Linked DNA regions of Homo sapiens: region 2 is linked to region 1. Evidence: read pairs that join two places in POLR2A ChIA-PET (ENCODE). Cell type or tissue: GM12878. All regions are shown on one strand. Links, peaks and the distances in the headings refer to the core of each region. The heading gives the core; the rest is flanking DNA. Region 1 overlaps FNBP1 (formin binding protein 1). Region 2 overlaps GPR107 (G protein-coupled receptor 107).

Region 1 (2,920 bases), core at 102-2,601:
ATGGAGAAAGGGTCTCACCATGTTGCCCAGGCTGGATCTGAACTCCTGGACTCAAACAATCTGCTCACCTTGGCCTCCCAAAGTGCTGGGATTATAGGCATGAGCCCATACACCACACCAAAAAAAAAAAAAAAATTATTTATTTAGAGACAGGGTCATTAGCAGGGTGTGGTGGGCTCCTGTAGTCCCAGCTACTCAGGAGGCTGAGGCAGGAGGATCACTTGAGCCCTGAAGACAGAGGTTGTTGTTAGCCAAGATCACACCACTGCACTCCAGCCTAGGCGATACAGCGAGACTCTGTCTCAAAAAATAAAATAAAATAAAAAATAAAAATAAATAAATAAACATAAAAAATAAAATAAAAAGAGACCATATCTCGGTATCTCTAAAATATATACATATATACTTCTTTTAGCGCGCACACACACACACACACACACACACACATATATGAATGATACATACACTGATTTGCCTCATTCAACATAAAATATCTTTTGAAACTTTGGGCTAATCTAACTTATTTTAATTGAATAACATTTTAAATATTTAACTTTAGCAGCAAATTAATGTCTTTTGGTAAAGTAAGTATCTCCATTTTGAGATCAAATACAGATATTGAGAACACTCCCCTGCTCCTGAGATGGGGTCTCGTTATGTTGCCCAGTCTGGACTCCTGGGCTCAAGCAATCCTCTTGCTTCAGTCTCCTAAGTAGCTGAGTCTAGGGGTATGTGCCACAGCACCTGGCAAGAATATGTATTTTAATATATTTAATAATTTTAGAGAAAGGCATACTAATATTAACGTATACCTAGTCTTTAAGCAAGGAATTTGGCAGAATTTGGCAAATAATAGTTCACACCATTTCCCAACTAAACTCAACTCTAACTGATCTGTCAAAAGCTCAACAAATCTATAAAAACTCAGTGCTTTCACCCACATACAGCATGAAGCTATGAATGCCCAAACAACCATGGGCATCATGAATGAGTCCTTGTTATGTAAAAGCCTAATTTTGTTTACATTGTATTGATGACTTTAATAAAAATAAAATTCAGCTTCTAGGGAAAAAACGCATATTGAGCCACAATGAGAAACAGTATACACTTTATAATATTTCTAGTTGGCAATACAAGTCCATTTAGAGAAAAGCTTTTGAGAGGACTGAAATATGCAAGGCTTCAACTACAACCTCACTGTTATCAACCAGGAGGAATCAATTAGAAGTCAGGCAAGCAGTGAGACTATTGCTCTAAAGGAACCATTATAAGCAGCCAAGCTCTTCCAGATGGCCCTGTCCTGTCTCCTCCGGCTCTCAAGAAATTGACTTTCTCTTTGAAAAGCCATTAAGAGCCACAACCTTCTGGAACGTTGTTCCCAGACTGTTCATAGTCTAAGTCTCCACTTTATCACCCTGGTGACTCAACAGATAAAACGTCTCAAATTCTAACACCGAAGATTCCCCACACTTGAGCTTCTGGTCCCCACAATGGTTGACACAAAATGAAAATGATTCCCCATGTAGCGCCTTTTGTGGCTACATTAGAAATGAGAACTTGGGGATGGGTGGTCGGTGATGAACACTCACAGGGGAAATGAAAGACACACTTGAGCTTTCTTTTGTCTTTTTTTTTTTTTGGCGATAGTTTCGCTCTTGTTACCCAGGCTGGAGTGCAGTGGCGTGATCTTGGCTCACTGCAGCCAACGCCTCCTGGGCTCAAGCGATTCTCCTGCCTCAGCCTCCCTAGTAGTTGGGATTATAGGTGCCTGCCACTGCACTCAGCTAATTTTTGTGTTTTTCGTAGAGATGGGGTTTCACCATCTTGGCCAGGCTGGTCTCGAACTCCTGGCCTCAGGTGATCCGCTCACCTCAGCCTCCCAAAGTGCTGGGATTACAGGCGTGAGCCACCGTGCCCGGCCCACACTTGAGCTTTCACCTCACCTTTTCAACATCCGCTTTTGTGACATTGATGTCAGCGTCCATTTTCTCAAAGTACTGCTGCGCCCTGTCCGCCTCTTTGCAATCGCGTTCAAATCGCCTTTTACTCTAAAATCAGAGGAAAATAATTATGAAACCATAAGAGTCCTACGAGAAGATGTAATTTTATCTAAAGCTCCCAAAGAGCATTGTTCTTTTTCTTTTTTTTTTCTTCAGTCAGGGTCTCACTTTGTCACCCAGGCTGGAGTGCAGTGGCGCCATCTTGGCTCACTGCAGCTTTGACCTTCCCGGCTCAGGTGATCCTCCCACCTCAGCCTCACTAGCTGCTGTGACTACAGGCATGCACCACCATGCCCAGCTAATTTTTGCATTTTTTTGTAGAGACTAGGTTTTGTCATGTTGCCCATGCTGGTCTTGAGCTTCTGAGCTCAAGCAATCCTCCCGCCTCTGCCTCCCAAATTGCTGGGATTACAGGCGTGAGCCAATGTGTCTGGCCCAAGAATACTCTTCTCTGAATTGATTTCTTATATGTCATAATTTCTAGAAGTTATTTTAAAATCTGCATTTATTTCCATCAAAACTGTCTAATCTTTATTATTTCCACGTGACTTTTAGAAAAATACTCAACTTGAGCTCTTTTGGCTCAACTTTAGATAATGGTTCTAGAAACAAATTAAATGAGAAAAATCTATAAAGATGTTTCATTAGTGTTTTTATGTGCATGTTTTTTACTTTCTGATTGACTCAAGCTTAAATTAAATTGAAACTGGAAAATCTATAAAGACATTTCCTAGGCTGGGTGCAGTGGCTCACGCCTGTAATCCCAGAACTTTGGGAGGCCGAGGTGGGCGAATCACTTCAGGGCAGGAGTTCAAGACCACCCTGGCCAACATGGCAAAACCCCATCTCTACCAAAAATACAAAAATTAGCCGGGCATGGTGACGTGTGCCTGTAATCTTAGCTACTTGGGAGGCTGAGG
Region 2 (2,920 bases), core at 196-2,695, 130 kb after region 1:
TTCTCTGGCTTTCCCCCACCTTGGAAAGAAGTCGTCATGATTTCTCGCTGTTCTACCCAGTGTCTCCCAGTCTTGGATGGTGCAGTCCACTCTGAGCGCTTCTGCTTCATTCATGGCGTGGGGATAGTGGTTTATCTACCTAAATACAGGAAGGGGACTGTCAGGGCTTACTCCAACTCTAGAGTTGACATTTTTGTTTTGTTTTTTTCTCTAAGGGTCAGATGCCTACTCTGATCAACTATGATGATTCTATTGATTTTTTAAAAAAAATTATATCTTTTAAACTTTCATATCTTTTTTAGACTTCCCCTGAATCTTTTAAAATAGAAGTTGTCCATGTGTTTAGAAAAGTTTTCTTATTCTGGCTAGCTCAGGGGATTAAAATACACATTCACATTCACCATTGAGTTTGGCACATGGTTTAACATATTAATCATTCCAGCTCATGTGTTCTTGGTCTTTTATTTTTATTTTTGTCAGATGTCTATTTTTCCCCGTTTTTTTAAATTGTGAGGTACAGTATACATGCAGAAGAGTGTGAAGCACTTATATTGAGTTTTAACAAGTAACTATGAACAGTCACCTTTATGATCCACCACCCAGGACAAGAAATAGAACAGTTCCAGCACCTGAGAAACCTTGTGTCTCCCTCGCAGTCCTTCCCAACTCTAGAGCAACCCGTCATGAAAAATGCTACCGTAGTCACTTCCTAGCTTTTCTTTGTAGTTTAATAGGTATATATATGTAGCCCTAAAAATGTATTTCAGGGAGATTTCTTTTTATTGGTAGAACTTATGGCTGAAGTAAAATTTTCTTAGGCTTGACCAAGAAGTCATATTCTCTAAGTCTGTCTGTCTTTTGGTTTACATTAAACTTCATTTAAACTCATGAAATGTATGAAAAACAGAAAACTGTCTAAATGTAGAAAATGTAGCCTTTATTATTCTTCTCTAAAACCATAGTTGTAAATTTTGATGAGGAAATATTGATTGGTTTTCAAGTATAAGATGAGCCTCCTTTTTAAAGAGTATTTTATACCTATAAAGAGCAAAATAATACGTTAGCTTGAAGACTAGATAACCACATCTTAGGTTATCTTTGAAGACTTCCACAAAGCCATCACAAATGGCTAGATCTGTGATAAAACAGGCATAGTAAAATGTTCACTGTAGAAGTGAGGTTGTGGCTATGTATCTTTCACTATACAATTGTCAGCTGTTCTGTATGCTTGAAAATTGTTGTAACAAAATATCGGAAGGGAATCATAGAATAAGAAGATATCTCTTTAAACTCTGCCGTGGGAGAGTCGATAATTTAAGCAGTCTGTCTTTATTTCCTTCAATCCATTAATATTCATAACTTATTTCTAAGGTTTAGAAATATAGCTGAGTAGAATTTGAACAAAAAAGTAAACAATACTTTAAAAGAAAAAATAAAAGAAAAAATATATATCGCTGAGGATTTGGGTACCTTTAAATGTTTTCTTCTTCACTTTCAGTTTTTCTTTAACATCAGCACTGATGACCAAGAAGGCCTTTACAGTCTTTATTTTCATAAATGCCTTGGAAAAGAATTGCCAAGTGACAAGTTTACATTCAGCCTTGATGTGAGTACTGTTTGGAGATTGTTCTACGTGGATTTTGTCAGCATAAAACGGGAGATTTGTTTCTGTATAAGATTAGATTTTAAGAATACTTAAGAAAAGAATGTGGGCAGACACACATTCCTGCCACTGTGCAGGATACTTCAGCAGAGGATTCATAGGAAAATACAAAGCAATTTAGGATGTGTCTGCACTTTAACCTGTGCGTTAAGAATGTGGTTGTTTTGGCTGGGCATGGTGGCTCATGCCTGTAACCCCAGCACTTTGGGAGGCTGAGGTGGGCAGATCACCTGAGTCCAAGAGTTTGAGACCAGTGTGGGCAATATGGCAAAACCCTCTCTCTACAAAAAATGTGAAAAATTAGCCAGGCGTGGTGGTACACACCTCTAGTCCCGGCTACTCAGGTGGGAGGATTTCTTGAGCCCAGGAGGCAGAGGTTACAGTAAACCGAGATTGCATCACTGCACTCCAGCCTGGGCAAAAGGGTGAGACCCTGTCTCAAATTAAAAAAAAAAAGTGGTTGTGTGGTTATTTGCTGGTACTCACTTTTTTTTTTTTTTTTTTTGAGATGGAGTTTCATTCTTGTTGCCCAGGCTGGAGTGCAATGGCATGATCTTGCCTCACCGCAACCTCCATCTCCTGGGTTCAAGTGATTCTCCTTCCTCAGCCTCCTGAGTAGCTGGGATTACAGGCGCCTTTCACAATGCCTGGCTAATTTTTTTTTTTTTTTTTCCAGACGGAGTCTTGCTCTGTCACTCAGGTTGGAGTGCAGTGGTGCAATCTTGGCTCACTGCAACCTCTGCCTCCTGGGTTCAAGTGATTGTCCTTCCTCAGCCTCCCAAGTAGCTGGGATTACAAGGGTGCGCCACCACACCTGGCTAATTTTTGTGTTTTTCGTAGAGACAGGGTTTCACCATGTTGGCCAGGCTGGTCTTGAACTCCTAACCTTGTGATCCACCTACCTCGGCCTCCCAAAGTGCTGGGATTACAGGCGTGAGCCACTGTGCCTGGCCCTAATTTTTTTTGTGTTTTTAGTAGAGACGGGGTTTCACCATGTTGGCCAGGCTGGTGTTGAACTCCTGATCTCAGGTGATCGTGATCCACCCGCCTCAGCCTCCCAAAGTGCTGAGATTACAGGTGTGAGCCACCATGCCCAGCCACTGGTACTTACTTTCTTAAGCTTAAGTGAAACAACTGAGATTCCAAATTGCTGAATAAGGGATGATATGTTTCTGAAAAGTAAAAATTAATTTCATGCTGGTTTCAGATTGAGATCACAGAGAAGAATCCTGACAGCTACCTCTCAGCAGGAGAAAT

The links. Peaks named below come from ENCODE experiments on the same cell type or tissue, not always from the same donor. Only the 100,000 strongest peaks of a DNase experiment are listed, where the experiment ranks them.
Region 2: POLR2A ChIA-PET joins it to region 1 with 10 read pairs; 6 of 35 experiments call an interaction of 5 or more read pairs at or near these places.

What each region holds. Positions count from the first base shown.
Region 1 is chr9:129,955,417-129,958,336 of GRCh38, forward strand. FNBP1 (formin binding protein 1) reads right to left here. Exons shown (of 17, transcript NM_015033.3): 6 at 1,944-2,048. Among named protein-coding and RNA genes, the nearest start is that of FNBP1, 86 kb to the right of the region's middle. In GM12878, for the core only: no CTCF peak of the experiment used is centred there; a DNase peak (open chromatin) is centred at 1,515; H3K27ac peaks cover 2,305 bases.
Region 2 is chr9:130,089,378-130,092,297 of GRCh38, forward strand. It overlaps GPR107 (G protein-coupled receptor 107), which reads left to right. Exons shown (of 18, transcript NM_020960.5): 8 at 1,499-1,606; 9 at 2,871-2,920. Among named protein-coding and RNA genes, the nearest start is that of GPR107, 37 kb to the left of the region's middle. In GM12878, for the core only: no CTCF peak of the experiment used is centred there; no DNase peak of the experiment used is centred there.